Regions from separate parts of the Homo sapiens genome. Here all the other regions are linked to region 1. Evidence: chromatin loops called from intact Hi-C (ENCODE). Cell type or tissue: endothelial cell of umbilical vein. All regions are shown on one strand.

The links. A loop is a pair of places that touch in the nucleus more often than their neighbours do. Peaks named below come from ENCODE experiments on the same cell type or tissue, not always from the same donor. Only the 100,000 strongest peaks of a DNase experiment are listed, where the experiment ranks them.
Region 2: a loop joins it to region 1, with 6 times the contacts of the local background. A loop is called at or near these places in 2 of 110 quality-filtered maps.
Region 3: it touches region 1 in a loop (8-fold over the local background); 15 of 110 quality-filtered maps call a loop at or near these places.

Annotation. Positions count from the first base shown.
Region 1 is chr10:129,967,657-129,970,156 of GRCh38, reverse strand. No RefSeq gene overlaps it. Among named protein-coding and RNA genes, the nearest start is that of EBF3, 4.6 kb to the right of the region's middle. RefSeq lists an enhancer at 1,267-1,886. In endothelial cell of umbilical vein, CTCF peaks have their summits at 903 and 1,105; no DNase peak of the experiment used is centred here; H3K27me3 peaks cover 2,415 bases.
Region 2 is chr10:129,331,472-129,333,971 of GRCh38, reverse strand. No RefSeq gene overlaps it. Among named protein-coding and RNA genes, the nearest start is that of MGMT, 130 kb to the left of the region's middle. In endothelial cell of umbilical vein, a CTCF peak has its summit at 1,314 (motif pointing right); a DNase peak (open chromatin) is centred at 1,331.
Region 3 is chr10:128,630,641-128,633,140 of GRCh38, reverse strand. No RefSeq gene overlaps it. Among named protein-coding and RNA genes, the nearest start is that of LINC02667, 280 kb to the left of the region's middle. In endothelial cell of umbilical vein, CTCF peaks have their summits at 939 and 1,164; no DNase peak of the experiment used is centred here.

The DNA of each region.
Region 1 (2,500 bases):
GAGGATTGAATTTTATTAGGACATCTGGACTGACAATATCAAATCAGACACCAGTGTCCCAAAGCATGCTAAAATTTCAGAGTTAATTAGAACGCAGTGTGTTTAATTAAAGCCAATTATAATATTTGAAATTATCTGATCGATCCGTGTTTGTACAGTTTGGGTCTGTTTAGGTGTTGATTGGCGCACTTTGCGCGTGGTTCGATCTCGGAACTTCTCTGGGGAAAGTTTGCTTTGTAAACTGGCGGGGGCGGGCCGGCGCGGAATCGGCGTCTCCCGCGCCCGCTCGGGCGCATCCAGCAGGACTGATTTTCCGGGCGCCGCCGAACGCAGCTCGAGAAATCCCAGCTCGTTGCTAAACCGATGGGCCTTTTAGGGTCCGAGGGACGTCGCCACGCACCAGCTGTCTTTTCCAGCTCGGCTGCTCCTCCGGAGTATCTTTACAGACAGGCAACCTTTCGGGTTGCCGGGTGCGTTGGGAGAAGCCCAAGTTCGCCAGTGTTTGATTTGGGGGTTTCGCTCAAGTAGAAGAGCCCCCAGAGCTGACTCGTGGGGTCGGCCAAAGTGACCGAAGGAATCCGAGAAAAGTTAGGAAAAGGAAACAATAATTAACTGTTTCCCTTATAATTTAGCACGCTGCAGGAGCCGAGGCACACCCCGGCGTTTTCGCCCCGCTTGGAGCGCCCATGGTTTTCCAGGGAGAAGGTTGAGCGAGTTCCAGGTCAGGTCCGTCGCCCCGCTGCGGGGCCGGGCACTTAGAGCGCAGGTTTCTCTCCAGCAAGGACGTTCGCATGGCGCTTGGTACCTAGGCCTTCTGCCCAGTGCCGGGCTTGGTCCGACCCTTGCTCACGCAGGTGGGCGGCAATTAGGACTAGGCGGCGTGTGGCGGTTTCCGCGCGCCCCTGGGGTCACGGCGTCAGCTAGGACTAGGTGCTCCGGTCGCGCAGGAGCCGGGGCCCAGCTGCTGGGGCCGGCAGGACCCGGGGCGGACACCTGCCCCGGGGTGGGTGGGAGCCCAGGCTGTTCTGCTCCCGGCTCCCGGCTGCGCAGCGGCACTCCACTCTCCCCACCCCAGGAGGCGCTGTTTGTCAAACTTGGCCGCCTTGGCAGGAGGCGCCTGCACGTTCTCACTTGGAAGCTGAGCCTTCCCTGGTACTGGGGGTCGGGCTTCAGCAATCTTAGCCGTACAGAATAAATATTAGAGGGAGGAGGCAATGCAGAGAACAGGGGTCTGGGACCCTTCAGTTTTTGCTTTTTACCCGTGAACCCAACAGGGCATCCTTCCTCCAGCGCAGGGAGGAGGCGCCCGTTGGTTTGCCCCATGTGCCAGGGGGAGTTGCCCAGTAACTTGCCTCAGAGGGCAGGCGGGGTGCGCGGCCTGTCTTGGGCTCTGCCGCCAGATGCCGCCTGAGGCCCCCGCGGCTAGCATCTCCGCGCCGAGAGGGCGAAGGCGCCCTCTCTGGTCCTGAGTAACCCACCCAAACCTGGCCGGGCTCCCTTTGTGCGCGACTGAGGTTGGGATGGCCCTTACTTCTCGGTTTTCCCCGGCCCACGGACGAGCGTGACCCCGTGGCGCAAGACGAACTTGGAGCGCTCTCAGAGGCCGCGTCACCACCCGTGGTGGGCAGGCTTTGCCAGTGCGTGCTGTTTCCACCCTATCCCGCAGTTCCCGGGATTTTCTAGGTGCGTCTCTCCTGGCCCCTCTGACCTCCTTCCCACTGGGGCCCAGGGTCAGTTTGGCTCTCTCTTTTCCTGTTCTTTCCCCGGCCCCTGCCTGTGCTTGGCGCCCGATTCTGACCCCAGGCTTGAGCAGGGCTAGAGGCCCGGAGGCCGGCACGGTCTGAGCGTGACCCCCGGGCGCGGAGGACGTTGGGGCGGGCCGCGCCTGCAGCTCAGCACTGGCGGCGGGCACACGAACTGGCGGCTTTTCGTGCATTGGCTTTCACCCTTTCCCGAAGGCTCCAAGTGACATGGCCAGGCAGCTTGGGCCTGTGGCCATGGGCCCTCCGATGGTGCGGCGTCGGGTCGAGCCCGCGCACCCCCTGATACTCCAGGGGACTTGGCCTCCAGGAACTCTCGGCCCAGGCTTCTCAACGCCGGAAATGCAGTTTATTACTCTTTGGAAGGATGTTAGGGAGGTAGGCGGGTGCCCTGGGCTAAGCCTCGATCAAGAAGGGGGCATTCGCCCGGTGCCCTGGGCGCTGGGCCCTGGGCCCGTGCAGACACCGCGGCAGGCCTCGCGCCCTGGGATTCCAACTTGGCCGAAGTTTCTGGGTGGGGGTGGCTTGGAGTCCGGTACCAGCCCAGGTCCCCGTCTCTGGGCCTTGCACCAGGCACCAGTGGAGGATCTGAGACTGAGGAGGGGTAAGGGGAAAGTTTCCTCTCTACGCGCGCCGAACAGCCCCCTTCACGGGTGGGTAGTGGGTACCGGCGGAGGACGCTGGCACGCGCGGTGGCTCGGGCACTGAGTGGCTGGGCAAGGAGGCCAGGGTGAGCCTAG
Region 2 (2,500 bases), 640 kb after region 1:
TGGGAGGAGGAAGAAGTGGTAACGGGTTATTACAGGTTTTACTTTTACCTCTAGTTGATTTATTGGCCGACTCTTGTGGTATGAAATGAGGGCACTGCAGATGTGAGGGTGTCTCCTTTTGGAGAGAACAATTCCTGTGTGTGCGCGTGACCGTGTGTTTTCTAGAACGCAGGCTCAGGATTTCAGGGACTAAGCCAAAAAGACTCAGAGTAGAATTTTAGTGAAAATGCCTACAGTTATGGAAACAAAACAGCAAAAAGAGGCCCTTCTAACTCAGATAGATATCACTCAGCACCTAAGAGTGACAGCTAATCAATTCTTTTATCACCCTCCTAGAAGGAGAAAATCCTAATTTAACAGAGTGTTGATAGAAAATAATTATTCACTAGAAACATATTTGACAGTGACTCATTTGTTCTTATTTTAAATATACAGAAACATACCTTATTTCTTAAAACCTGTTGTCAGCTTCCTGGTTTCCTTTTTGCAACATTTAGGAATTAGTTTTATTACAAGCTACAATTTAACCTAAATCATTACAGCAGCAACACTTTCCTTTTTGCCATCTGAAAGCACTGCTCCAAAACACAGCAACCTTGGTTGGACATGTTGAAGATATCCTTGGCCATACTCTTGAATTCATATTTTAAAAATAAGGACTTCGTGCATTGAATACTTTTGTTGATGAAAAGCCATTTTACATATCTGAGTTTGAATAGATATATTGAATTCATAGTTGCACTCACTAGAGAAGAAGTAGCATATGGTATAAGCACTCTACTTTGATCTCAAAGAATCTGCAAAAACTCCATTTTTTTTCAGTTCGTGGAAATACATTTCACTGTCTTACATTCTTATATATATTTATATATTTACTTATTGAGGTTAATTGACAAATGCTTTGTATGAAATACAGCTGCAAATCATAATTGAGAGCAAAACGTTTATTAATGCTTCTAGGTAATCTGAGTGACGAATCTCTACTAATGTTTCTGACTGTGGTTATTTTTGTTGGTTATTAAAAAGTGGAGTTCTTCTTTTTCATTTTCCCTGTGTGATGGAAGTGTTGGCAAATAGACATACATTGCATTTTCACTAATCTGCTCATCAAGTTTGAGGCTAGAAGTGTATTAAACGAATTGTCCACTTCTTCGGATTTTAATTGCTATGATAGCTTTTTATCTCTTCTTCTTTCAGGTGAAAAACAATTCCTAGTTGCAAAAGGTGCCCTACGTATTGCTTCCTGGTCTTTGTCCCCTCTTCCCCCCACCCCCAATTTCAGGAGTGGGCGGGGACAGAGAGCAGTGCTGTTTGCCACAAGATGGCGCTCTGTAGATAACGTTTTCTGAGTTTTGCCAAATAAGAATGTAATTCTCCTGGACAACTGGGGTGGCATGAAGTAGTCCACTATTCCCCAAGTCTTTCTTATGGATGGCCTCTGTCTGGGGCTCCTGGTTGTACTGGTGAATGTTCCCAAACATGAATGCATCCAAAATACATCCTGGGTGGATCTCAAGCTTTAACGACGCCGCAGACGCAGCTGCTTTACATGGTTTGATAAACATTTTCACCTTGAAACCTTGCTGCTTCTGGAAAGTTTAATCAGTGGCAGGCAGAAATGAGCTTTTTCTAATGACTGACTTATCCTTGCTCTTGGTTGAATACTTGAGAGCAAGAACGATGTTCCTTCGAACAAGTTTTGCTGGGAATGACATACTTGGAGTCCAAAAAGGAGGTGGCTTGATGAGCTTGGATGTTGGTCATTCGATGGTCCCCTGCTCTTCCTTCCATAGCCATCTGCGGTCCACGCAGCATCCTGTGCCCGAGCATCCCCCGCACCCCCATAGCTGAAGCAAAGGAGTGGTCAGGTGCCAGGTCCAGGCACGTGTTGCCTAGCAACATGTTGGGGCCTGGAGAAGCTGACATCACCTTGGAAGAGAGCAGCTTCACGCCCACCAACGAGGGGAGTAAATTCGTTAACAAGGCTAGGACCAGGCAGGCGGCCTGGTGCTGTGCTTCTGGACGGGGCCTCTCGGAGCTGGAGAGAGAAGCCTCACTCCTCATCCCTCTTTATGAGGGCAAGAGAGGGGGAAGCCTTCCACGGTGCCTTGTTGCTATCCCTCAGGGGTAAATTTTTAGCTGCAGAATTTATGAGTTGCACATTTATTTGATTTGGCTTTTGGTTAATTTTTTTTCTCCTCTTGTCAACCTGACAATATGAGGGCAGACGGATGCAGTCCCTGTAGAAGAGGCAGTAAACGGTGCTCTTGGAGGCTGCTTTATAGAGGCCTTCTAGACTGCGATCCCTCGGCCCTCCCCCCCGCCGTCCCTCTCCTTCCTTCCTCCCTTCTCCTCTCATTGCCAGTTCAGCAAGGCTCACGCGACCAGAACACTCCACTCTAAATAAATAAATCCTGAAATAAATATGGGTGTGAGTCTCATTAACATTACCTGTCAAATCCCTAAGCATAGAACCCCCAAATGGCCCCCTGGGTCTCCC
Region 3 (2,500 bases), 1.3 Mb after region 1:
CCAGTTTATATTTTCACCTATAGAGTATAAGAGCACCGCTGTTTCCTCATCCTTGCCCACATGTATATGGTCAATTACATTCATGGCCTCAATTTGTTCCCTTCCCTGGGCCACGTCCTTGGTTAGGTGACTTTGCAGAGTCCCTCCTTCTACTGGTTGAGGTTTCACTGCAGACTTGCTTCGGCATACTGGGGCAAGCCTTCAACAGCAATGAACCCAGCACGGTCCCTCCGGGCGGGAGAGCCCCAGGCCCCTGCACATGCTGCTGATGGAGCAGGATCCAGGTAGACACCCTGGGACAATCAGAGAGACCTGCTGAGTTCCCCTCAGGTCCCATTCTGCTGGCAACTGACATTTCCGCCAGGTGGTCCCCTGTCCTAAGTGGAGTCCCCAGGCCTGGAACTCTCCTGCTTTCCTTTGGCCACCTGCCGAAAACCAGACCCCAGCCACCTGCTTATTCTCCCCACTTAAATGGACTCGCTGTCCAGCACCTTTGCTCTGCCTCTTAGAGCAGCATCAGGCAGATGGCAGAGACAGCCAGGAGCCCATGGTCACGGCTCATCCGATGGAAACATGGGTTCTAGCTTGGGACTACGGCTCCCTTTTGGCCTCCCTCCCGTTTCTCCAGGCCATATTTCAGAGGAGAGCAGAGCCTGAGGAGCCAGCACCTCCTCCCTGTCCCTCCCCTGCCCACTCCTGCATCTGCTTTCCTTCTACCTGCTCCGCACCCTCCCTGGGCCCTTAGCTGGACTTGGATGCCAGCCAGAGTTTGGATGTCTGGCACCCCGGGCTGGGAGGAGGGGGAGGCCAGGGAGCACCTAGGGCCTATAATTTCAGCAGGCACTCACTCCCAACCTCCTTAAATTTTGCAACCTAGGCACCTCACTGCCTGCACCCTAGTCCTGACCTTGCTGATGTGCAAAATGTATTTTTAAACGTCCTCCACTTTTCCGTGTTTCTCTGAAACCCTCTGATGCCCACAGAAGTTTTCTTGTCATTCGCCGCAATCGTAGATGCACCGAGACCAGCCTTTCGAAACAGGAGCAAGGACTGTCTGTGCAAAAATATTTTACCCTCAGTACCAAACATAGCTAACTGCAAATTAGTTACGAAAGGGAGAAAACCCTGAAATTATTTTCTGCGTTTAGTAACTCAAAAACAGTAATAAGAAAACTCCCCCTACAGACGCTTTGTGGTTACTGCAAAGTAAACAGATAAATGTCCTGCAAAATATTTGCTCATCTATCAAGACCATCTAGTGTTTTCATTCGACTTCTTAAAAACAAAGCCCCTTCATTATGGCATCCAGCAACTCCGTTTCCCTGGGGAGATGAATAAGGCAGCAGAAGCACCTCTCCCTTCCCCAGTCCCTCTGGCCACGGCTGCCGAATTCAACAGCAACGCTAAAGGGGCTTTTTTTTTTGCAAAGAGCTGAAAATTATCCAGTACATTTTTATTCTCATTCTCATAAATTCACTAAGTAGAAGAACAAATTTTAATAGGGAAATATTTGATTCCTCCCAACTTGAAGATGAGGAGTGAAACACTGTGAAATGCCACATAAAAATCAGGTGTCGCCAAGTCCTCGTCGACCTTGGGAACCAACACATAATCGATAAACAAGTAAAAGGACCATCGCTTGGCTGGAATCCAAAACCGAACTTCTTACCTCTCTTTTTCCCAGAGCTGCTCTACTCTTGTCATCACCTTAAAATTCTGACACCAGCTTGTGTTTTAAGCAATGGTTGTTTAAATATTAGGTTCCAAATTAGAAGAAAAGCCTGCCAGAAAATAACTTCAAATTAAATAAAATGATGTTTTATGGGAATCCCTCCCAGCCTTGCCCAGGTAAGAAATGCACCCTCTCCACTGTTGTCCTGGGAACCATACATGAATTCAGCTGTCTGGTTATGGCTCTGGGTAGAACAGGAAGTCCATGCTGTGGCTATCCCACGGGGTATAGGAGGTGGGTGGAGGGGTAACCTCCCCATCACAAAAGAGTATTGTTTCCTTCTGGTATGCTTGTTACTTTACAATTACGTATATTATGAGCCCGAAGGTTGAAAGAGCTCTTGCTTTTTGTTAACGTGTTCTCAAACCACTAATTATTTCCTCCTGTCTTGAGGTGCTAAATACATAAACACATGGAGCCCTCAGCTTAAAAAATTAGGGCTTGGCTTTTCTTCCAGATGAATCAGCGTGAAGGATGATTCCTTCAGTCTCCATCCTACACACACTATGACCACACGCTAAACCATGCAGCAGAGAGAACAGAACCCCGCCGGGCTGGGCTGCCAGGTTGCTAGTGTCAGAAGTTCTGAGCACACACCGAGGCCGCGTGGAGACCCGCTCTCTCCTTAGAGTAGTTCACGGGGAGTGTATTAATCTGTTCTCATGCAGCTAATGAAGATATACTTGAGACTGAGTAATTTATAAAGGAAAGAGGTTTAATTGACTCACAGTTCAGCAGGGCTACGGAAGCCTCAGGAAACTTACAATC